Linked DNA regions of Homo sapiens: regions 1, 2, 3 and 5 are each linked to region 4. A link is a loop called in an ENCODE intact Hi-C map of the cell type or tissue named here. Cell type or tissue: heart right ventricle. All regions are shown on one strand. Region 1 overlaps RORA (RAR related orphan receptor A). Region 2 overlaps RORA (RAR related orphan receptor A). Region 3 overlaps RORA (RAR related orphan receptor A). Region 4 overlaps RORA (RAR related orphan receptor A). Region 5 overlaps RORA (RAR related orphan receptor A).

Region 1 (5,000 bases), 120 kb after region 4:
AGCAGTTGATTAGAAGACAACTTCAGTAAGGGGTAATAAAAGGTGGCTCTTCTTCCCCATTTTTGCATCCTTCCTTCCTCGCACTCACACTGTGAACCAGAAGGGTTTACCTTTAGAGTGCTATTCTATGGTTGAAGAGGAGGCTAGGCTGAGGGTCTCCTTCCTCTGTCTTGTCAGAAGCACCCCTAATGGTGGCTAATAAATTCGATTGCATCTATCCTTCAGTTTTCTAACCTTCTGTCTCTTTTGGTCCTACCTTCAGCTCAAGGGCTTAAGAAAGAAGATATTTCTTTTGGGGAAGATGATTTAACCTTTGATTGGACCTCCAGGTTTCTCAAACCCTGTCAGCAACCCACCTTTGCATCCAAGACTTACTAGGAAAATCCAACATTTAAAATACCGCTACTGAAACAAATTATATGATAATAAAACAGCAAATTCCTTAGCCTTCCCACAGTCACCCTCAAGATGTTATAAATTATAATAGAAGTGGTTTCAATTCTTTTTTTCTGCAACAGTATAATAAAACTATTTTGTGATACGTAGTCTAATAATACACAGATTTTTTTAAACAAATGAAATCTGAATTGTCAGTGACAGTGTATTTTTCTTCTATGAATATTAGAAATCTTAGCAAGTGTGGCTGATACTTTCAAATGGGACTCATATCCTACATAGGACATGTTGATAATATCATTGCATTAATTTGGGGATGATGAAGACTTATTCCAGAGGTGGTATACCAGTTGTTCCCTACATATTCTATTTGGATTACAAGTGATTGTCTAACATTTTTAAAAAAGTTGAAGTATATTCCAACATTTAAACATCTAGATGTTTTCTTTAAAAAGGTGTGTTTTGTTGAATATAGAAAATAGGCAATACAAGGTCTTTGTTCCTGCATTATACAACTAAATTTGGTCTAAATGAGTGACTGCCATCTTTAGCCAGGACACAAACTCTCTGGTCAACATAACCCACAGCACTCTCTATTGTCTAGTGGAACTAAGGTCATGTGTCAGTTGCCATTTATCACTGGGTTTGCATGATGGTTTGGATTTATTTTGGCTTATCCTTTTGATATGTACCCAGACAGCTTAAGGTATCCACCTAACTTCTGCAGTCATCTGCGATAGGACCCAGTGTATTGCAAGGCATTACATGACGGACTGGACCCAATTCAAGCTCTGGTACTTGTTCCCGAGGCCAGAAGACAAGCCTTTCTTGCAAACTGCACAAGACTCAACACAGTCCTACTGCTTCCAGGAAGGCTTTTGTGACTGCTGGTGCTCAGCTTTTCTTTATTTCCCTGACGCGGGGTTCCCCAGCAGCCAGAACCAATGACACCACTTGGTGAGAATTCACATTGTTGTTCAGTTGCTTGACTTAGAACAGATTTGTCTTTCTATGGGAGAAAAACCCTGAAGATGAAAATACTATCTCTTGGACAAGAGAGCCTGACCTCTCTCTGCTCACAGCTATTGGACACATATCCTATTCAACAGAGCGAATACTTTGAACCTGGGTTAAGCAGGGAAAAAAAAACAACAATTTAGGTTACCTTAATCAGCAAGGCAAACAGACTTTTCATTTCCTTTACTTTTTTTCAGACTGTGGCCAGGGCTTCCCTGGCAATAAAAGATCATACCAAATTGTTCTAAATTATGTAGATGATAGTTATTAATATAATCTTCTTCCAAAAGAAAACAAATGTCATAAAGCCAGCAATCCATGCCAGAGAAGCCCAGGAATGTTCCCCCTTAGTAGGGTGTCCGGCTAACCTGGGCGCTGGCAAGTCATTCCTCCCTTCACAGTCTGAGGCTGAAGAGGTCACTTGGTTTGAGGAAATGGCTCCTCAGCTCCTCCTACCCCCACTTTACCCACTAAGAAAACCAATGGCGCCTTTTATCAGTTTGGCAAAAAGACAAAGGGAATGTTTAATTCTGTACTTAAAATTCTTGGTTCCTACTGTCAGCATTCCCAGTTCTCAGAGAACACTGAATGGATATTTGAAGAGTTTTGTGAAACTGAGACTGAACAGTGGCAACGAGGAGGAAAAGATCCAAAATTAAAAGAACATTTAAAAATACACGCCCCCGTACATTCCACTCTCCTCACTTTTCTCTCCTCCTCAACCAAGTCATATTCAGCCCTTAGGAATATTCCCACAGGAGGGAGGTGATGTAATATCCTCAGACTGTCTGTGTTCCAGTCCCAATTCACCCTACCTAGCCATGAGGACTTGGGTAAGGAAGTGAACGTCTCCATGCCACAGTCCCCATGACAGTAAAGTGAAGTTAACAACAGTGCCAAGTTCTGGAACCTGTCATCTATGAAGGGCTCAATACATATAAACTACTATCATCATTTTAATTTTCTAAGGAAAGCACCTGATTACAACAGGATCTGCAACGCAGAGTAACAGCTGCCAACTGGCAGACTGCTGACCCTAGCCTTTCAAGCTAAGACTTTGCAGGGTAATAAAGTGAAGCTCTCTAGTCATTTCAAATGAGTGAACTGTTCTCACTTGGCAAAACCGGGGCCTCTAGAAATCCAGAAGAAATTGAATTAGCACCTTCTTCATTATCTCTCTCTCTCTCTCTCTTTTTTTTTTTTCGAGACAGAGTCTCACTCCGTCGCCCAGGATGGAGTGCAATGGCGTGGTCTCAGCTCACTGCAACCTCCGCCTCCCGGATTCAAGCAATTCTCCTGCCTCAGCCTCCCAAGTAGCTGAGATTACAGGTGCATGCCACCATGCCCAGCAAATTTCTTTTTTGTATTTTTAGTAGAGATGGGGTTTCGCCACATTGACCAGCCTGGTCTCCAACTCCTGACCCCAGGTGATCCACTGGTCTCGGCCTCCCAAAGTGCTGGGATTACAGGCGTGAGCCACCGCATCTGGCCAATTCTTTTTATTTATTTATTTTTTGAGATGGAGTCTTGCTCTGTCCCCCAGGCTAGAGTCAATGGTGCAATCTTGGCTCACTGCAACCTCAACCTCCTGGGCTCAAGCGATTCTCCTGCCTCAGCCTCCCTAGTAGCTGGGATTACAGGCACCTGCCAACACACGTAGCTAATTTTTGTATTTTTAGTAGAGATGGGGTTTCACCATATTGGCCAGGCTGGTCTCGAACTCCTGACCTCAGGTGATCCACCCGCCTCAGCCTCCCAAAGTGCTGGGATTACAGTTGTGAGCCACCGTGCCTGGTCAATTATCTCTTTTAAAGAAGGATTTTTCTTCTTACATAGAAAATTTGTGTTTAAGGGGGATCTTGGGATGTCAAAATGGGCTCTGCCTTTTCAATCTGAAAATATACTGATGTGATGTGTGACCATCTAAGAACATTGCTGCACTTGAAATGTGGTCTATAAATTATTTTATAGACTGAATAATGTAATCATCCTCAGATTAGAAGGCCAGAAGAGGCTGTATGAGGCCCTCTTTTCACAGAAGAGCCATCCAATCCCTGAGAGTTGAGAGACTATGACCAAAATCAAGTGAGGGGTAAAGATGGGGCTGGAATTCAAGTCTTTTGGCTTCCCATCAAATGAATTTTTCATCTCACCAAGCTAACTCTGATAGCTAGGTTGGATGACTATGCTGTTGGAAAGTGCTGGGCCTTGTAAGACTTTCTGATTCTAGCTCTTTTTGTGAGAGAGGATGAGTTTTAATAACTACACAAACACCCGATTTATTCTCAAGCAGCCTGTGATGCAGGGCCTTGGCCATACCTCCCAATGTGTCATCATTTCCATGGGAAGACCTACAAGGAGCAGGAATCCAACATACAAGGACATAGTGAGAAGCAAAGAGGCATGAAAGTGGATAAGAATCTTAGTGGTGGAAGTTCGAAACCACTGAATAATGAGAAACTTTTTTGAACACAATGATGTGGCACAGTCAGCTGTAAAACATCTTCTTCCTTTGTTAGCTTTCTTCCAAAGTGTCCCAGCGACAGGCTGGTGGTCAACTTTCATGGTGTTTCTCCAAAGACCTTCACGTGGTGCCTCATGACAGACGTTCCTTGGAGATTGTCTAAGGAGAATAGAAGAAGCCTGGACAAACAAAGCTATGAAAACCACAACTTCATTCATTCCTGAAGGTTTGCATTCACAAAAATTGCACAAATTGTTCTGCACATTGAAAAATAACACCAAAATCTTATTTTTAGAAAGGGAATATAATGACACAATTGGGGTTCCTTTAGCTTTCCAAACAGTGCCCAACAGTAGTTTCCAAGAAAGTCATGAGCTAGCTTTTTTCTAATTGTGTACACAGTTGTGTTTGTGTAAATGTACACAACTGTATGCATGTACACAAACACACTCACCATTTAATAGCCAAAAATCCCTCTAAAATGTTAGGGGAAGGAAAGATCCATTTTCTAGTTCAAGTCATCAGTCTTAAAATTCACAGTTGGGAGAAATTCTGCTACAATGAATTATGTAAAAAAATTATGATTCTTCCTCTCAACCTAATGTAGGAGAATTGCCTTCACCCACAAATGATCTTACGCTACACTAGAACTACTCAGTCAGCATCTTTAATTATCATTTCCCACCAGCCTCTAGGCCAGTGCTTTTCAAAGTTTAATGTGCATACGAATTGCCTGGAGATCTTATTAAATATGCTAATTCTGATTCAGTAGGTCTGGGGTGGGCCCTGAGATTCTACACTTCTTATAGTTGCCGAGTGATGCCACAACTTCCAGCCCATGGACTAAACTTTGAGTAGCAAGATTCTAGACCAAGCCCACTTAACACTGTTCTCTCACTAGGGCAAGAAGTGGGCTACAGCCAATTTTATGGCTAGGATGGTAGACTTCTGTGAGGTGCCATATTCCCTGTGAATCTTCCCCTCCTTCAGAGATACCGCCTTTTGTATCATCTTTCTTCCTTCTCTTCTGAATGCACTTGCAGTTGCAAACCTAAAGGAGACAGCCTGTTGCACTGGTCCAGGGAGAAAAGCATGCAAACTTGGGTTTGAATTTCATCAATAC
Region 2 (5,000 bases), 160 kb after region 4:
TAATCAAAACCTTTCTATGTGCCAAGTATTTTTCATTTATTATTTCATATTATCTTCACTACATCCCTACAGATGGATACTATTATCAGCTCCAATTTACAGTTGAGGAAATGGAGGTTCAAAAAGGTTAAGTAATTTGCCCAAAGCCATACAGCCAGAAAGTGGCATAGCCAAAGTCTGACTCCAAAGCCTAGGAGACCCAGGTCATATCTACAGCTGAGAAAGGACTCACTCTCCACCATGCCACTGGTCTCCTCAATCAGTATTTCCTTTGTTTTAGGCATAAACTAGCTAGCTAAAACCTGCAGTTTGAAAAGTTCATGTCAAATGAAGTGACATACAGAGAACAATTGTGCAGATAATTTTCTTTAGAAAACAGAAGCAGAGAAAGAATCCCTTTTAAAATTTCAGTTTCAATATATTTTTGCAAGCATATTTTTGTCCCAGATGCTACCGTGTTCAACCTTGTCTGAGTCTGGTGACCAAACCTCAGTGAGCGTTCTGTCCAGGTATAGCAGCTGTTTTGGGCAGCCTAATAATTAGGCTCTCTATGTATATAATCTTTCAAGGAGAGAGGACATCAAACTGAGATTAGATTAGAGGAAAAAGAGCAAAAGAGGACCATGGATAGTAATCTATTCCCTTTTGTGATCAGCATGTAGAAAACAGTTTCAGAAATGTATTTTCATTTTTCACTTAAAAAATATTTGTATTTTACCTTCAGGGAAGGTATTCAGTATTCTAGCAGTTGCTTCAGAAAGAGGGAATTGGCTGGCACTGTGCCATGCATGCTTCATAGACAAAGCCACCTAGGTCCATAAACACAGTCATCTGAGGGGCGAAGGGCAGGGAAGGATTCAAGCACCTTAGTTCCAACTCCAGGTTGGATGTCCCTCTCGTTACCCCACGGTAAAAGGATTATTTCACTCCACTGTGAGGACTTGGCTGGCAGAAGGCATTTTCAGGCAGGCAGTGAGGAGAGCAGGGAAGAAAGGCAGGTGGGGAGCAGAATCCAAGACAGTGCAGAGGGCCTGGGAGACCAGGAGAACAGGGACAGCCCACAGTCAGAGGCCCTAAGGAGTATGTCTCCTAAGAGCCTTCAGCTGAATGTCCTTTCCCTCCCCATGGCGGGGCATCTCTCTCTACAACCTGTCCATGGTTCACTTTGTTCTGCCTCCTTCAACAGTGATTCTAACCCTGTTGTCATGTATTGATTACTTATGGCAAATAACATCAGGAGGAATTGGCAGTTGCGTGAAGATCAGTGGTGGGAATAAGAAGTGGGACTAGCAGGAAACGGATCACCATCATTAGTATCATTATTATTTAATTAAGCTTTGCTATTACAACAATAAATAATAACAATGAGAATAATAATAATGACGATAAGCTAGCATTTAGTAGACCAGGCGCTATGCCAATCATTGAAAATATGCATGTTTATTTAACCCTCAGGCTATTTTGATCAGTATTTTCTTTATCCCACTTTACAAATGATGTTGAGGTGTAAAGAGATAAGTACCTTGACCAAGGTCCTGGGCAGCTGAGTGGTAGTGCTGGGGCCCAGATCCCAAATTCTGACTGCAGACTCTGACTCCAGCACCTGCTTTCTTGACCACTGCGGGCCTGGCTTTCACAGGTGTTACCTTCCTGCATCCTCTCGGCACCAGGTTGAGCTTGGTGTCGCTATCCCTTCTTATAGATGAAGAAACTGAGGCTCAGAAACAGTAAACAATCTGCCCAGGGAGGAGGAACAGAGCTGAGGAACAAAAACAGGCCTCTAAGCTCCTCTACCAAAACTGCATAGACCACTCTGTAAAACACTCCAAGTAAGGATGGGACTTTATTTCTCACCCCTATGACTCCATGTCTAGGTAGAAGCAGAAGAGTTTGGGAAGAGATCCGACAACATGTGTGAGGAGATAGGGAAGCTGTATGCATTTAACCTATCTCCAGGGTCCCCATCACTTGAGAGAAGGGCCATCAATAAGGAGGTGGAGAAGGATCATCCGAGCTAGGCTGAGTCTTCTTTGACTTGCTAAAAAAAAAATGGGGAGGGAGAAGGCAATGGGCTAGTATGGGAAAGAATAAAGAAGAGAGAGGGCAGACATCAGGAAAGAACATCAGGCAGAGAGAAGCGTCTTAGAGCAGTAATCACAACCAAAATTTTGCGCACCAACAAAAGCCCATTGACGCTCAGACACCTCTGACTTTCCCCATTTCCTTCCCGATGGCACAAATGGAAGCTCTGATTTCCTCTTTCCTTTTCCTTCTGGCTGATGCATCCTGACAAATACAGTATGTAAAGCGCAGGGACGTGTGAAAGGAAAGTGTGGCGACGGTTGTTTTCCATCTCCCAATAATAGCGTTTCAATTTGGTACCTAAATAAACAATCTATTTTAGTGGCTCCCCTTTGATATCTCCAATGTTCCCTTCTGTTATTTCTGGCAGTTCCCAATCCTGTGATGTGATTAGAGAGGATGATTACACTTACATAACAGCATCAAATTAATTTGCCGCCGAGAACAACAGCGGTAGGAAATCATTGGAGTTCTCAAATTGCTCCCCCCACCCCCACCCGCCTCGAGTTTATTTAAGTGACATCAAGGGATTAGAGCGAAGTCGGTCAGTAGAGCACTGCTGGGAAAACAACCAAAACATCGACTCTGACCTTGTAAACGAAAGAGGAACAGAGCAAATAATGAATAGCGCTGGTCCCAGGCCTGGTGCAGGGGCCATTGGATGAATCAGCCTCCCAAACACACATTTCCGTCTGTCTGTGGGAGAAAGAAACAAACTGTACCTTTCAGTGCAGATTAGATTCATTTTCCTGGGGCTATGTCCAGCCATCCAGGGACTGTCAAAACCAAAGATATTTGAGATTTTGCTTATGTTTCTTTGCTTTGCTTTTTGGCCCCTTTTCAAAACAACAAGAAGAATGTAAAAGTTGACTTGAATTTTTTTACTCTGTGAGCCCTGAACAAAAGTCCAGAAAAATAAAGCAGAGGCAAATATTATTGCTTCTGGTTTTCTAAAAGATATGACAATAACAGCTCAGAAAACTGTAGCCCATGATTCCACCAAAGGTTAGAGGTTCAGAACAGGGAGCAGCACGTGGATGGCGTAGAAAAGGGACCCCTTTAAGTCCTACTCGCAGTTTAGTTCTGACACGAACCTTCAACAGTTACTTCAACTCTCTGAGCCTTGGTTTTCTTACCCAAGATAGCAGATATTACCGTCTTTCATCTCTGTTACAGGGTGGGTGTTCACCCATCCGTTCATTCTGTTAATCCATCCATTCAACAAGTATTTATCGAACACCAATTCTGTCTCAGGAACTCTGCTGGTAACTGGGAATACCAATGGACGTGGTCAGCCCTAGGAGCTTATGTCCTAGCGGAACAGGGAAATAAAAACAGCCAGTGTGCTCTGAGGGCCTGCATGGGCAGGCACTGACCTCTCCACCCTTCATCCCTTATCACATGTGAATTTCACAACCACCATGCATGCGTAGGTATCTCTGTCTATTTTACAGATGAGGAAATTGAGCCCAGATGTGTTAAATAACACTACGCCAAATCACACTAGGAAGCAATGAGATTGAAATCCAAACCTAGGTTTTCAGAATATAAAGCCATGCTATATCCCTTTATATTTTTTGGAACCTGACAAGCTCTGAAGCACTCTGCAAATACAAGGAACTACTTTAAGTGTGTTTGCACAAGCTGTTCATATACTAGACAGACATCACAAATGCATGAATTTCTATTGCTTTAGTCCAGTGATTACAGCACTTGATTCTTTTTAAAGCAAATCCACTTCTATTATCCCGTTTGATCCTTGTAACAGCATCACGATACATGTGGAGCAAGTATTATTACTCCCACTGGACAGATGAAGAGACCAACATTAAGCAACTGGCCAAGGCCCTTGACCCAGACCCGGAACACTGGTCCGTGGCTACTCACTTGCTCTTCTTCCTCAACCTCCTCTCAATGAGTCTGAATAAGGATGATGTTTTCAATTTTGGCCTCAATAGAATTATGGTTACTTCCTATATTGTGTTAGTCTTTTGAGTCCTAATGGCATCCCTTTTTGGGTAGAAATCCATATTCACAATATAGCATGAGGTATTTTTATTTGTCTGCTTTGAAAATCATCGGCTGCTTTTCCACCTTGTGAGAACGTGTCACATTTTCCCATCATCTTTTGTTTACATCATTGTTTCACTACCATGGAGGTTTCGTTGTGCATTCTTCTCACTTAGCTCTTTTAGAAGACTGCTCTTAACACCAACATATGGGGTTTCCAAAGTTGGGATTACTCCAGTTAGATGAATTTGACCCTTTGTTCCAAACAAACTCTTGCTAATTCCAGCTGTACTGTAGCATCCATATCATCTGAGTCTGCTTGTTCATACTTCTCTTACTTCATAAAATGGACATCAAAAAATTATTAGGGCTGTTTTAGTCTCATGGCTTAATTCCTTCCTAGTTCTTCTACCTGAAATGCTTGACCCCCAACTTTGACGCCCTTCCCTCATTCTTCAGGGACAACTCAACTTCCACATCCTTGAGGATACATGTCCACAATACCTCTGCCAACATTGACATCCACCTCCTCTGAATTTCCAAATCCCATAGACTGTCAGAGGTTTGCTGCACAGGCACATTGGAGGAGCTCTGGTCCTAGTCCTTTCTTATACAGATGAGGAAACTAGGACCCAGAGAGGGCAAATGACTTTCCAGTTGGTGGCAAAGCTGGAAATAGGGCTCCATTCTCTTGCTTCTTGAAGCTAGCACTTCCCTTCGACTCCTTTCTCTTTCCTTCTAATGTCTGTGGAATGTGGGTTGTGTATGCTCAGTCTGGAATGGATATCTCTCTTATTATCCCCGTAAACTCAGTGCACTTCTTGAAGATGAGAGCTGAGTCTTTTTTTTTTTTTATATATACTTTAAGTTTTAGGGCACATGTGCACAGTGTGCAGGTTTGTTACATA
Region 3 (5,000 bases), 460 kb after region 4:
ATCCTTACTTTAAAAACTGAGGCAGTGGCTCTGAATCATTCCCCCTTGGACACCCCCACACATCTGAACACCCTCGTGTCCCAACACCACATCTGCTGAAGTTGACTGGACCTGAAATGCTGGAGGCTCAGTGTTTTCGGAAACTGCGGAGAGTTCTCCTGCCACAATTCTCTTGTTGTCGTCAAAAGCAATTACATGTTTCAGATGATGAAAAGCACTGTCATGAAAAGCTGGCACAGCAGCCAAGGAGACAGATGTATTAAACCACACGGCTTCTCAGAACTCCCACTTACGTTGGAGCTCAGCACAGAGATGAGCATGGTGATATCCCCCCGTCTAACATCCTCCCATTTGGATTTAATGCATGAGGCTCGTTTCTGATGAGGTGCCAAATTCTTTCGGTGGACAAACACAAAGTTGCAGAATTCAGTGATCATACAAGTCCATGTCCTCAAACGAAAATAATAATACTATAAATGCAAAGATGCTACCATAAAAAATACAGTAGGTGGACTTTTGTGAGTCAACATAAAAAAATCCAGCATTTCTAACTGGTAGCATGAGGAGTACCAGTCTGCAGGATGTTAACGCACTGATAGGCTATGGACAATATATTCCACACTTACGGAAGTGGGGAAACTATAGGTCAGACAAAGCTACAGGTACTTCTTTCTTTCTTTTTTCTTTTTTTCTTTCTGAGATGGAGTCTCCCTCTGTCGCCTAGGCTGGAGTGCAATGGCATGATCTCAGCTCACTGCAACCTCCGCCTCCCGGGTTCAAGTGATTCTCCTGCCTCAGCCTCCTGAGTCGCTGGGATTATAGGCGCACACCACCACACCCGGCTAATTTTTCATATTTTTAGTAGAAACGAGGTTTCACTGTGTTAGCCAGAATGGTCTCGAACTCCTGACCTAGTGATCTGCCTGCCTCAGCCTCCCAAAGTGCTGGGATTACAGGTGTGAGCCACGGCACTCGGCCCAAGTACTTCTTAACTGCAGGACTTCTCAGAGGCTTTTAATATGGTAATGAGTGCTGTGCAGTGAGATGACTCAAATCAATATATAGCCAACACGTTTGATATGACCACAGAACCCATTTCCCTGAACACTTTTTATCACCTCCTAGAGCAGGGGTCAGAAAACTACTGCCCATGTGGTCTGATCTGGCCACTGCTTGTTTTCGTAAATTTTCACTGCCCACAGCCAACCTCATTTGTGTACATGCCGTCCATGGCTGCTTTCACACTGCAGCCGCAGCGATGAGTCATGAGACACGCACCCGTGGCTCACAAAGTCTAAAATATTTACTCTTTGGCCCTTTACGGAAAACGTGTACAAACTTTGTCCTCTGAAATATAGTTTGGGAACCTACTTCACTCATGATATCAATAATTCTAAAAAATTTCAAACAATTTTTAAAGTCAACATTGAGAAGTTTTCCATGGTTAGAATTTAATAATTACAGTCAATAACTCTCTTAAAGCATCGTGACAATAAAGTAGAAGGACACTGTGTAATTCTATATGGTCTCTGTCTTCAGGGAGCTCCCAAGCTAGTTTGTGAAAAAGAGAACTCAAGGCACAAACAACTGGGGGGCAAGAGATGTTCTAAACACTAAGAGGAGGCAATATGGCATAGTAGAAAGAATGCAAGCATGTGTAAGAGTAAAACATACACAGGGCGCAGAGTCACAAGAGTCAGGGGTTGGTCTTGGCTGTGATACCTTCTCCTGCGATAAGAGTAAGACCTGCTTTATTGAGCACTTACTATGTGCCAGGCACCATCCCAGTTGCTTTCCATGAAGGATTGCTCTTTAATTCTTATCATAATGAATAGGTACTATTATTATCCCAGTTTATGGGTGAGGAAACCAAGTCTTAGGTTGACTAACTTATTAAAATAAAGCACATACCTAGTAGGTGGTGAACAAGAGCCAAAACAAGTCTGTTGGTCAGCTAACCACCACGTTATAGTGGCTGCTGCTTAGGGGCAGCATATATCCTCTGCATTTCCCCAGAGGTGACAGAAGTAGTGGAGAGGGTAGTGCTCTCTAGGCTCTGACACACAGCCCATGTTTGCTGACTCAACAACCACACAACGTAATGCTATGGCACCTCAGGTGGCAGGGAGGGTATCGTGGGCTGGACTGATCTTCAGAAGGCTGCATCTGAGCAGGGTGTGGAAGGATGGCAGAAGGAAGAGGGGAGTGAGGCACTCAGGGTAGACAGAAGGTGATACTGCCACATCCTCCACTCAGAAGGAATCTGGAAGGTTTTGACAAATATGTACATTTTGGAGTGGGAACAGCAGAAAGTAGGGGCTGGCTACCTACTTTCCACTACCCCTATCCCCACTCCCCCTAGGGGGTGAGGCAGAGATAAGCACGCTTTGTGGGGCACACTGATCCACAAACTTGCAAGCCTGAGCTCCACTCAGCAGCAGCCTGGGCAGGATGAATGGTGGTGTGCAGGTGTTTGCGGCATGCATAGCTTCTCTTTCTCCTAGAGTCAATCCAGTGATCCCCTGCGAAAAGAATCCTCCACTTGACCTGAATGCTCTGTATTGGCACCTTCTGGACAGGAATCCTATCGGGTATTTCATCAAAGCATCCCACAGCAGTTTTAAGTGTGGCTCCATGAGAGTAAGACACCAGGACAGCTGTGCCACCTAGTGATGCTTGCCTGTACTGTCTGCATCCCAGAGAGTGGGAGAGGCTTCGGAAAGGACTGGTATTTGCTATTTTTGGCCAACACTTCTACATGCAAAGGAATCTGAAGTCTCCGCCTGGGCTTCAAAACATTTCTTGTGGCCTCACTGACCATTCCCGTGAGCCTCAGGGGACATGAGTGTCTTCAAGCTAAGAGGGAGCAGTCCAACTCTGCAGCACGAATTACCAAGGAACATACAACAGACACTTCCCCTCCTCCATTTCTGCCTTTCAGCAGAAAGGGAGGGTGCACCTCCTCTTACATCCTATTGTGGCTGCAATAACCTGCTTGCTTTCTTGTGCAGCCTGGAAGTCTTATGCACACAGCACCTGCTGCTTTCTAAACTAAATAGAAATGCTATCGTCTGCAGTCAGAAACAGAAAAGACAGAGGATGCCTGGTGAGGATCTGTCCTACATCCCAGAGTGCAAGAGTTAAAGGTGCTAACCATTAGTGTTATGTGGGTGCAGCTTATGCACACAGAGAATGATCAGTGTTTTCATTTAATAGGAACTCTCCTCCACTCCCAAACACAGCAGTGGAGGGAAAGGCCTTTTAAGCCTTATTAAGGTTGAGGAAAAACTCTGGTGAAATTATACTACATATTTTTGTTTCTTTCTCTATTTCAGATTCCTTGCAAGAGGTCCACTGGAAAGCTAGAATTCTAGAAGTCAGGATGGGAAAGCCTCATACGTAATGCTTTTGCTCCTTTGAATTACAGTTAACTCCAGTGGTGCCACTGACACTGCTTTCGCGTAGTGGTTCTAGTATCGTACGATGCTGATACAAGTAAGCTATGGCTATGTGTTTTCCGTAAGAAAGGAAAACATCACTCCAGGAGAGAAATGGAGGATGAATGATATTTATCAGATTGTAGCTTCTGAAAATGGATTTGCTTTACCAGATCAAAGACAGCCTGTTTCTACACATCACCAATTCTGTGGGAAACATTCCAGATATTCTGAGAGCGCATTTTGAGACTGAGTAGTTGGTTCCCTCACTGACTGTTTCTACTGTAAGTAATAGTATATTTCCATGCACTCTTGATTGGTATTATACAGTTCATCAATAAGACAAAAGCAGAAAAGAGGTACAAAGAGACCAACAGGGAAGAAAGACGCGAAGATGAAAACTTCAGCAGCATGCCACGTACAGTTGGCTTGGATGTACCCTGCACAAAAGTGTCCAGCCTGTACCTCGCTGACCTAGCTGTTCGCCGGTACAAGATTAAGGAAGTGACAGCTTTTCCTAATTCACTGAAAGTGCTTTGGGACTAAATTGTAGCACAGTATAAGTAAAGTATCCTAAGGGGAAAAGAAAACTCCATATTCATGATCCTTAATCTATTTTATTGATTAAAGATTTAGCCAAATACATCACTCCTGCTTTTGTCCCTGTAACAACCAATGCTGTGTTATCAGGAAGAGATAAAACCAGACCTGATCGGAGCTACTCAATCACTTGGTCCTGAATCACTCGCTTTTCACCCAAAGTCAACAGTCTTGATTCCTCATATTTTAAGGTGTTCATTGTAATGTACTGTTACTGTTTGCATACAGCTGTCAGCTGCAAAAACATTTTTTTTTTTGAACACAAAAATCAGGCTTTTGCCCCCCAACACCCACCCCCTTCCCGGGAGACTCCATGGTAGCCTACTGACTCACACTGACAAAAAGGACAAAGGCCCTGGGTTGTCTCTGCCGCCTGCCTGTCCAGATGTAATTAGGCCTCACACAGGTAACCCCTTGGGCAGCAGAGAAAGCTCAGCGAGAAGGCACGGGGTTGTGAATACAGTTTCACGATGATTTCCATGGCTGCCATGAAGGCTCTGATCAGCTACAAATGGGCAGATGCCAGGATGACCCTCCTGATTTCCTGGTCCCTCCTGGACCTGGATCTGGATCTGGATCTGGTGTCCAGGGAAGAGCAAAGACCAGGAGAAAGAGGTAGAATCCCAGCAACAAAGCCTGGGTATGCGGTCTTTGAGAATGCCTCAAGAAAACAAATTCTTGCTTCTCCCTTTTCAAGGGGCTACAGGGAGACGACACAGCTGATGGGTATTTTTGTAGCCAGATATCAAGTAGTGTTAACGTTGGGCATAGGTTCAAACAAATGTGCTCCGTTAAGAATCTACACAGCATGAAGAGTGTTTAGACTTCATGATATATATATATATAAACATTCTTCAGGGAGGGTTTCCTTCAGAAAATTCAATACTCAAGGAAAAGGAGTTAGGGACAGTTTATTTTGGTTATTTTCTTTGTTTGTTTTCTCCAAAGCTATTTCTTGAAAAA
Region 4 (5,000 bases):
ATTGTTCAGATGCATTCTCTCTCCCTCTTCCTCTATCTCTCTCTCTCTCTCTCTCTCTCTTTCAGGCAGCTGAGTTTATAGAAAAATTGCATTGCCAGTACTTCTGAGGCACTTTTTTCAAAGCACAATACTATGAAACTATTATTTTATGGCAGACAGAGGTCACTCCAAGTGTGGGGGTAGCGTGTGTGATTCTTATTATTCTATTAGCAAGGGACAGTATGGAACTTCACTTTGTAGAATTACAAAAGCAAAAGCCTATGTACTAGGAAACATCAACTTTAAATCAAAATATTAAAACGTACTTTCCTTTTTTTTGGTGGGTCGTTACTGTTCATTAGGGGAGAAAGCAGTTTAAAATGTCTCAGCCTCTCGCCTTTCCTCCAATCAACACAAAGTATATTAGACAAAGTGGATAAAGACTGGCATTGACATCTTCCAAATAGCAAAATCAATTTTATAATTTAAAGACAAAAAATGCTTTAACTGCAGAGGGCATTTAAGACGTTTCACACTTACAGGGCTAATGAAATGCAGGACTAGCATAAAAGTTTTTTGGGGGGGTGGGGGAGAATAGATTTTTTAACATAAGAAGTCGATAAGAAATCTTAATAATTTTTCCTCCCAAATAATTTTAAGTGCTTAAGAGCGCGGATCACGGGAGGTTTCCTCTCTTTTACTTATATGAATTACATATTCTAAAAATGATTAAATCCCATTCCCCTCAAGCCACAGGGGAAAAGAGAAAATTTGCTGTGGGCACATTATATAGAAAGATTTCATCTCAAGCAGCTCATCTTAACGTCCAGTACGTTTCGGCCTGTTAATAATTAATAAAAGAGATGCCACCCAATCTCTAGTGAAGAAAGGCAAAGCTCGGTGATCCGAAAGTAAACCCAGCGCAGATACCGAACTGGTGTCCTTCATTCCAGATTGCAACACAACCCCAAACTAGCAAACGTTTAACAGGCGCTTGGCACCCGCACCGGTGGCTAGGACCCGCAGGACAGTCTGGGTCTGCACAATTGCTGCGCATTAGGGAAGCCGCGTCCGCCGCAAACAGATGGGGCTCTAAATCCCCAAGCCTGGCGGCCGGGCCTGCGAAGCAGCTCGGGCAGATTATCCACGGCGAGGAACCTGCGGGCGCACAAGCGGGCGGCGGGCGGCGGGCGGCGTGCTGCGGGCTGAGTTTCTCCGGAGCTGTTTGCAACCGTCCCAAGAGCGAGTCTCGGTTTCTCCGGCAGCACGGGCGACTTCCTGAACACCTCCAAACTTTAGCTTTCCCATCAGAAAGTTCCCTGACTTGCCACGGTTTCTCTCCTTCTCACCTGAGAGGACCTAGAGCCAGTCCTCCCTCCAACCAAATCCCCCTCCCCTCCCGCCCCCGGCCCGGCTACGGAGTCCTGATGAGGGCGGAAGGCCGGGCCGCCCGGCAGGATTGGCCGCGACTAACCCGCGCCCGTCGGCCCTCACCACGGTCTAACCTCCGCCCCTGCCCGCGGATCCCGTGGGCTGCCGAGTTCCTCCCCACCTCCATCCACCAGCCAAAGTGTCAAGCGGGGTGCGCCGCGGCTCCCTGGGCCGCCCAGAGCGTCTTGGCACGCTCGAGGCGCCCGTCTCGCTCCGGCCCGCGCGCTTTCGGAAGTGGCCGCGGCGGGACACAGCGCGGGACACAGCGCGGACCTGCGGCACTTGCCCGGCCGGCGGCCGCTGAGGCGCTCGGGGACGCAGGGGCAGGGCGCAAGGCCTGGGGCGCTGACCAGTCCCCGGGGATGACATCGCGACAACGCGCACGCACGGCCCTGCCCGGCCGCGGCGCCTCCCCGACCTAGGCCGGAGCTGTCCCGGGTGCGGGCCCTGGGGACCGGCCGCGGGCGTCCCCGGCTTCCTCTGAACTCCGCAGACCCTCCCCTTCCTTTCCGAAGCGCGGCGACTCCCGGCAAACTTTCTTTTGGGAGACCCGCCCGGTGCCAAGCGGACCCAAGAGACTGACAGGAGCCGGAGGGGGCAGCAGAGGGGGATCCACCCCGTGCGCCTTTGCCCCCCAATCGGAGGCAGGCCGATCCCGTGGCCGGGCTCAGGTGGCGCCGCGGCGGTGGCCCAGAAGGCCCTGGCAGGGCCCCCGCGCCGAGCCCCGGGCAGTACGTGCGTTCGGGCAGGCGCGCCCACCCCTCCCCCTGCGCGCCCTCCTCCCCGCCCCCCGGAGCCGCCAGCCCACCCGGCCCCGGCGGGGCGCCCGGGCTCACCTTTCATCGCTGCGATCACAAAATACATCATTTAAGCCGCGGTGCGGAGAGCGCAGGGAGAGCGGATGGTCCGACCCCGGAGCCCCCTCTGCCGCCGCCGCGCCGCCGCCGCCCGAGCCACAGCAGCAGCTGCCGCAGCTGCCCGCCCGCCGAGAGCCATCCCGAGCCATAAGAGGCTCCATGTGACCGGCTGACATCACGGCCGCCGCTCTGTTTACACCGCGCCCCTCCGCTTCCTCCCGGGGCGGGAGGCGGGAGGCGGGAGGCGGGAGGCAGGCGCGCCCCAGCGCCGCGCCCCGCCCCGCCCCCGCGGGCAGGTGAGTAGCAGCGGCGGCTCTGCTGGCCCACCCCGGCCGGGCCTGCCCTCCCGCGCCCCGGGCCCTCGCCCGGGCGCCCGCCTTCCCCTCGCCTTCGGGATCACCTGTGGCCGCCGGTCGCTTTTCTGCACGCAGCGCCCCGCGGAACGCGCCTCTGACCACTTTCTGCCCCCACTCGGTGGGGCAAGAGGCTCGCAACCCGACGCCACTCTCCCGCTGGCTTGCCGGAGCACTCGGGGGCGATAAATGCGCCAGCTCGTTGGTGGAAAAGACAGGTTTGGTCTGGGGAGCTACGGTCACCCGCATTTCCTAGAGTGCCCCAGCTCTAATCGGAAGGTACGGCCCACTTCTGGGCCGTGGAGAACGAAGCCACTGGGACCGTCCGGGGAGTGGAGTAAGCTCCTCCGAAGTCTTTCTGGAGAGACTCGGCCTGGGCGGGGGAACTCCGCCCACCCAACCCTTGGCAACCCTTGGATATTGGCAGTTATACCAATAACCAAGGTCCTGGTCTACACCTGTCCCCCCCAACCCCCTTCCCCGCGTCCAAGACCACTGATACCTGCAAGGAAAGCCGGAAATTGTATGTGAATCACCTAAATGAACTCCAGTTGCCAGCTGATTTGAGCCGCTAAATTCCCAGGCTCTTCCATATCTCTCCAGAGAACCCATCTACAAGTAGGAAAAGCTATCGTTTTCATACCCTAAAAATGAAACACTGTGGTAATTCTGACAGAAAATAAAGACCTCTGAAGGTGAACTTTGTACATTTTAACATGCGACTAAGACTTAATTCCCTCTAAACTTTGAAGCTTAATTCTTCTTACTGTCCTTACGGAACTGTAAATCATGACGTTATTATTTTACAGGTCAATCTCTTTACAATGAATTTCAGATGCTACATACCCAGAGTCTGCATTGTTTAAAACTTTGGTCAGGGTGTCTATAGTACCGAGCATAACAGAAAAAAATTCTGAAAAGCCAAGTTTGCGTACCTATTGCGGTTCCTTCACGAAATTTCATTCTGCTTGCTTTTCTGTTGGTCTGTTGCCACGCACAACTTAAAATATCAGATGGCTATTAGCTGTTGCATTCATGATGATTAAGCAAGGATAATTCTAGCATATTTTTTTCTCCATGTAAGTGAGTTGCTCTTGCCCCTGAGTTGGGCCACAATTTAAAACACAAGCAAATAATCAGCACCGTAGAAAACAAGGATTCATACACTCCCTCCCCAGCCCCCTTTCAAGGCAAAATTGAGTCTTCCAAACATTTATACAGCGCTCTGATTTAGAAGGTCAATAAAGTTCGTTGTCCTTCAGTCAAGCCATGGCTTTATAAAAGTTTGATTTCAGATAAATTCATTCTAATACAGCTTTTTTTCTTAAAGATTTTTCCCCCAAAAAAAACTACAAAGAAAAGAAATTATAAAAATGTGAACCCAAGACCTACCCATGTTAACTCAGCTGTCCAGCCATAGCAAAGTGGACAAGAGTTTCAAATGAATCAGCCATACCCACTGTAATGTTTACAATTATGAAATTAAATCACACCACGTTCCTATGATGCAACTATATCTCCCAATGAGGCAACGCCCCTCAGTTACACTGACACCATCATTCACATTTGGTTATTGATTTCCCTTGTGCTAACGACTAATGCCAAGCTATCCTATAAGCAGGTCCCAGGTACAATTTTCTTTCTTTTGTATCGTTAAAGGATGGAAAACCATCGGAGACTGCATCCTCGGAAGTATGTTCTTCCCTACTCAATGCAAGTGAACCCAGATATACAACTCGGATGATTCACAATGCTACTTTAAAACAGTATCCTGCTTTAGAAAACAATGTTTTCAAAAGAACCAAATCTATTAGCTCTAGCGTGCCTTGTGAGACATCTGACTCCAAGGTGAATAATCTGACATCACTAGTAATCAGTATTTATTTCCAGATCATTTCAAATGAAATCAGTCATTGGGAACAACATGTAACATGACATCTGCTCCTGCAGTTATAAGTAGAATCATTCATTCTATAGATATGTCCCCAATAGAAATATAATCTCAAGTACTTATCTGAAATATTTACACATTTATTCAACAAAGACATTTCCAGAATAATGTAATACTGACCTTGCCCTTTGGAGATGTACTTCATTCACTTCCTACAACTAATGAGCAACAGAATTTCAGATATGAAGTCCTAACCTTCCAATGTAGCTAGATGCTATTTGTAATACATGCCTCTATTAAATGTCTTCAGCTTTTAACCCAGGTTATATTACTGTTCTTTATATTAACACAAAGCTCTTTGAGAGTAAAAACTATAGGCTGTTTTTTTTTTTTAACCACTCAAAATGCACATTTTCTATGACATTATAAGGCCCCAACCAAACAAATCAGTCAGGAGTAAAAGGGAACATCTCCCATATTGAAGGGACA
Region 5 (5,000 bases), 440 kb after region 4:
AAGGATGGTCATTTTATCGCTGATTACCTGATAGGGTTTGTCTCAAAATAGTGTCTTTTTGTGTCACAAGGGAAGTACACTGTGAAAGGGACTTATTGCACGTAAGCATGTATGTCAAATTCAGCACATGCTCTACCCATGAAGAACACTTCAGTTAATTGACTGGCTAGCAAAATTACATGCAGAGTACTTGAAATTACGTAGGATTCCAAAGAAAACCCTTCCAAGTAGCTTACATCACATTTTACCAGTTGTGGTTACCATTTGTACAGATCCCTTAGAAAGCTATAAAATGTGACCCAAATGTAATTTAAAGCCAGAAGTGTTGAACTGAAGAAGAATGGTATATCTCCCCCAATACACAAATCAAGTAGAATCCTGCAAATAGTGCCCTTCTGGGCATGAGACTGAGTCATATGAAATTTGGCTAAACTCACAACCTTGAAAGTGAATTAGAGAAGAGAAAAAATTAAAAGTTGGTTTTCAAACTATAAGCCACTAAGAGGTAAAAATCAAGAACTTCTATATTTGATCAACGGAGTAGACCAAAATTGCCCACTTCACCTTTTCACATGACAATCATATGGAGTGTAATCACACACCCAGGTTGGACCAAGGGTGGATATTAGAAACATTTTACATTCACAACTAAAGTCATTTTGAAAACAATGAAAAGAGGCCAAAGTTAAGTCTAACAAATGCTTAAGAGTTTTCTAACACAGCCCAGACATCTACCTATTCCTGCCCTGGCTTCAGCAAGAATTATCTTCATACAAGATCATAAACTAGGAAACTAGTTTTCATTTATGGGTCAAAGAGCAGTACAGGGGATCCTTCTGCATAAGGCCACAGCAGCAATTTGGAACAATAATAAAATAAGGAATCCTTTCTTATTACCTATGTCTATATAAATATTACATGCGTATACATTTATATTATGATAATAGCTATAATTTATTGACTGCCTACTATGTGTCAGGCACTTTGCCAGGTGCTTTAAATACTTTATGATACTTACTCCTCAAACAACTCTGCGAGGTAGGCATTGCCTTTCCTGTTTTACAGAGCGGGGAACAGATTCAGATCTGCAATTTGCTCCAAGTCACCCAGCTGTTCAAACCAAAGGCTATCAGATTATAAAAGTCCACGCTCTCTTGGCTATACCCCAAGGAGTTTGTGCATGTTGATCACTGAGCTTGGAACAAATTTAGGCTCCAGTCTATGGCTACAAAACAAACAGGAGAGGCAAAGCGGGTCTTCCATGAGGCAAGAGCTGCCTCAGGCAATCAGGGGAGAGTGCTGCTGAGTTTTCCTTTAGTCCAAATGTTCCCTCTGTTCTCAGATTGTTCAGAGAGGACTAATTCTCCCCAACAATGCTTCCAGTTCAGTCCTCACTTGCAAGCAAAACTCAAGAGCCCCAAATTTATAGCTTTATTCTGAAAAAAAAAACAAAAACCAGTTTTGCTCTCAGTGGGACCCTTCAAATTTGTTAAGACCTCCTGCCATTTTCTTTCTCCAAATCCATCACCAACCAAGTGAGAGACAGAGGGTGATTCATTCTTTATCTCCAAATTGACCTAGATAGTAGCTCCATATAAATAAGACACTCAAGCCTACAGATTTTATTAACTTAATAGTGGTTCTTATTCAAGTATTATTTACTTGCTATGGTGTCCAATTTGGTCGCCACCAACCCACATGGCTTTTGCACATATGAAATGTGGCCAGTCTGAATTGAGATGTGCTGTAAAGTGCATACATACACCAGATTTTCCAGATTTAGTATGAAAACAGGGATGTAAAATATCTTATCAACAAGCCAGGCATGGTGGTGCATGCCTATAGTCCCGACTACTTGGGAGATTGAGGTGGGAAGATTCCTTGAGCCCAGAACTTTGAGACCAGCTGGGCAACATAGTGAGACCATGTCTCAAAAAAAAAAATCTTATTAACTATTATTTTATATTGGTTACATGTTGAAACCAAAATATTTTGGATATGTTACGTTAAATAAGCTGCATTATCAAACTTAATTTCACCTATTTATTTTTATTCATTTTAAGGTAGTTACTAGGAAATTTAAAATTACATATGCCACTTCCATTATAGTTCAATTGGACAGTCCTGGTCTAGAATGAAGGCTTGCCAAAGCTATTTAAAGACTGTTAAAGTTCTGTATCATACACAGGCTCTTTTTGTTTCAGTTTAATCCTAGAAGGAAGAAATGTGTTGAAATTGCAGCTATATAAAATCCTTGATGGACTGAAACTAAGGGGGAAAAAGAGGAAGCAGGTGGGTTTGAAAGAAGGAAAAAAGGAGTATCTAGCATTTTCTTTTAAAAATGTCATTCTTGATTTATTTGGTGGCACAAAGTGATTTTCTTACGTTTCTCAGACTGCTTGAGTCAGTCTATATAGAGGCTATTCCTGGATCTTAGTTGAAAGCTGTTGCCTTTCTAATTGTTTAACTGATCACTTCTGAACGACAATTACAGTTCATTGTTATTCCCTGTTAAAAAACCATTGACATCCATCCAAAAGTTATAGCTTACAGGTCAGGGAATATTTATGTGATATTTATAGTCTGTGAAGAAAACCCTGGGGAACTGCCAGTAGGGAGGATTATTTACCAATTTCTTTTTCTTCAAGTTTGAATTTATTTGAGATTTATATCCAAAAGACATTTTGTAATCCTGTGTAACTCTGATGTGTGACTATAATTGTGCATGTTGGTCAAGTTCAAGGAAAAAAAAAATCTTTTTTCTTTTTAATAGTGGGGGCTGGGAACCCTGGTTGATTCCACTAAAAACATCACAGACCAAAAAAAAAAAAAAAAAAAAAAATCCACTCAAGGAAGTAGTGTTACATACTTGAAGAATTTTCTGAAGTTAGCCAAGAAAAATAAGCTACGATCAAGGAGGAAAAGCTGGAGTTTCAGTTTTCTGGAGATTGTACTTCCTGGTAACATAAAAACAAAAGTTAAATTCAGAAAAATTCAACTATGAAGTTAGCATCACATAAAAAACAATGGAAAATATTTAACTATGCGCATATGTTTGTACACAAACAGAAATAGATATAAACAGACCTTAATTAGCATTGTAGACTTTAATTATCTTTGTACAGTAATTGGGAATGGTTTTGTTCTGATTTATTCCATAATGCTTACTGTGTTCTGTTAACAACTCATTTTTTTCCCCTTCCAGCCCATAATAGAAGGCTTTTACTGCATACTTTATTACATCTGCTTCTCATTTAATGACCATTGTTCTGGTCTGTCAGAGCGAGTGGCTATACAACTTCCCAAATCTGCAAGATTAAGCAAATATTTTGACAATGTCTAGTTTCTTTTTTCCTTTTTTTCAAAACATACCAGATAAAAATAAAAAGATTTTTACTTACCCACACAACGTTAGGAGAGTTTTTAATCTAACGACAATAAAGAACTAAGCGGCAGCAAAATGTACTTCATGTGGCAAAATACATCAAGCAATTTTCTGTCCCATTTCACTTAAAAAGTCCTAAGAATCTGGTCTGAATCACACAGCTGGGGTTAATGGGAGCACTCCTGGACTGCAGGGAGGTTGTGGGCCCCTGGGCAAACCACGTGGAGACCTTCAAGCTTCTAGAATGAGACAGAGGCCTTCTGCTCATTTTGGAGGGCCCCGGCAGGTAAGCTGAATGATAGGTGTCTGAATCACTCACTATGAAATGTCATTTTTAAAAATGGTCATGCTACATACAAAATTGCAATACCACTGATGGCATAAGGACCAGGGTCATAACTCTCCCCAAAGAAGGTGGATACAAATACACAAACAGAAGCATTTCTAAGCAACTGGGCAGAGAGATACAGAGAAAAGAGGATACAGCGAAAAATCTATTAACCCATAGGCATTCATTAATTCTACAAATGATCTAATGGTGGGAAGCAGAAAATACACAAATAAACCAACAAAAGCATGACATGGACATAAATGCTAAGAGGGAATGGTATGTGGAAGATGCTGCAGTCAGTGGAATGAGGGAAAGGGGTTAAGAACAGATGAGCTTTCAAGAGACAGTCTATGCCTTTCAGAGTAGTTTAGGAAAAAAGTTACCGAAAGATAACTAGGAACAGAAAACAAGGTGACAGAAAGGACCGCATTAACCCCAGAAGCATAAGCCTCTTAAAACTTTCTGGTGGGGAGCCTCTCCTTGGAGGCAGCAACCAGGGAAAATTCCCGCAAGGAGGTCCTACGGGAGCAGCCAGAATTCTACTAGAAAGACAGGAAAGACATGACAGGGATGGGTCTGTAGGAGAGCATCGGCAAAGATAGCAAGAGGATGCAATCCTCTTTAGAGGAAGTAGAGGTTTGCCTTGTTGCTATTAGATTGCTTCACATCTCCATTGGTTTGCGTTTACTATAGGGCGGAAAGCACAAAGCAGGATATGTATGTGCTTCAGGAAGCTTAAGTGCAAGGCAATGGGGTTCATTTGTGAGCTACTGGCAAACCATTTGTATTTGGGGTGGGCGTCCCGTGCAGCACGCCTCTGGAACAGTCCCTTCACTGTTAACACCACTGACTGGGCCCTTAATTGGAGCAGGTCTGCGCGTTTTAATAAACATCTTTGATGAGTTCTCTGGACTGTTCCATTAAACACTCATTCTACCAAAAATGCCTGGTAATTCTCTCTAAAAATGTTTTCATGTTACCGCTTCCAGGTCTTTCTAAAGTTAGGCAGTACAAAGAAACAAAAATCCAAAAGACTTGACTTTAATTTAGAAGTCTCAAAGAGAGTGTTCACCCTAGAGCAGAGATTTCTAAAGTTGTAGTATTGGACTCGCTTGCCTCCACCCCCACCCCTGCCCTTCTCCCAAAACAAGAAAACAAAGCAGCATCAAAGCTTGAGGTACAGAACAGAATAAAACATGTTGGTGCAGATTTGCTGGCCTCGGTGAAAACAACCTGAATCAGTAGGTCTTGGGGTATCTTCACTTTTAACAAACACTACAGGGG

Evidence for each region. A loop is a pair of places that touch in the nucleus more often than their neighbours do. Peaks named below come from ENCODE experiments on the same cell type or tissue, not always from the same donor. Only the 100,000 strongest peaks of a DNase experiment are listed, where the experiment ranks them.
Region 1: a loop joins it to region 4, with 2.4 times the contacts of the local background. A loop is called at or near these places in 11 of 110 quality-filtered maps.
Region 2: it touches region 4 in a loop (3-fold over the local background); 17 of 110 quality-filtered maps call a loop at or near these places.
Region 3: it touches region 4 in a loop (2.7-fold over the local background); 64 of 110 quality-filtered maps call a loop at or near these places.
Region 5: it touches region 4 in a loop (2.9-fold over the local background); 18 of 110 quality-filtered maps call a loop at or near these places.

The regions. Positions count from the first base shown.
Region 1 is chr15:60,711,455-60,716,454 of GRCh38, forward strand. The region is part of intron 1 of RORA (RAR related orphan receptor A); the gene reads right to left. Among named protein-coding and RNA genes, the nearest start is that of RORA-AS2, 32 kb to the left of the region's middle. In heart right ventricle, no CTCF peak of the experiment used is centred here; a DNase peak (open chromatin) is centred at 2,402; H3K27ac peaks cover 1,766 bases.
Region 2 is chr15:60,750,050-60,755,049 of GRCh38, forward strand. All of the region lies in intron 1 of RORA (RAR related orphan receptor A), which reads right to left. Among named protein-coding and RNA genes, the nearest start is that of RORA-AS4, 11 kb to the right of the region's middle. RefSeq lists a silencer at 1,483-1,677. In heart right ventricle, no CTCF peak of the experiment used is centred here; a DNase peak (open chromatin) is centred at 2,672; H3K4me3 peaks cover 649 bases; H3K27ac peaks cover 1,967 bases.
Region 3 is chr15:61,048,981-61,053,980 of GRCh38, forward strand. All of the region lies in intron 1 of RORA (RAR related orphan receptor A), which reads right to left. The region is part of intron 1 of LOC107984805 (a long non-coding RNA gene); the gene reads right to left. Among named protein-coding and RNA genes, the nearest start is that of RORA, 180 kb to the right of the region's middle. RefSeq lists a silencer at 984-1,143. In heart right ventricle, CTCF peaks have their summits at 2,668 (motif pointing left) and 2,871; a DNase peak (open chromatin) is centred at 2,731.
Region 4 is chr15:60,590,141-60,595,140 of GRCh38, forward strand. All of the region lies in intron 2 of RORA (RAR related orphan receptor A), which reads right to left. The region is part of intron 3 of RORA-AS1 (RORA antisense RNA 1); the gene reads left to right. Among named protein-coding and RNA genes, the nearest start is that of RORA-AS2, 89 kb to the right of the region's middle. RefSeq lists silencers at 1,534-1,653, 1,684-2,733. In heart right ventricle, CTCF peaks have their summits at 1,075 and 2,744; DNase peaks (open chromatin) are centred at 1,171, 1,891, 2,411, 2,991 and 1 weaker place; H3K4me3 peaks cover 3,238 bases; H3K27ac peaks cover 2,611 bases.
Region 5 is chr15:61,031,970-61,036,969 of GRCh38, forward strand. All of the region lies in intron 1 of RORA (RAR related orphan receptor A), which reads right to left. It overlaps LOC107984805 (a long non-coding RNA gene), which reads right to left. Exons shown (of 3, transcript XR_007064660.1): 2 at 2,870-5,000. Among named protein-coding and RNA genes, the nearest start is that of RORA, 190 kb to the right of the region's middle. In heart right ventricle, no CTCF peak of the experiment used is centred here; no DNase peak of the experiment used is centred here; H3K4me3 peaks cover 1,116 bases; H3K27ac peaks cover 3,736 bases.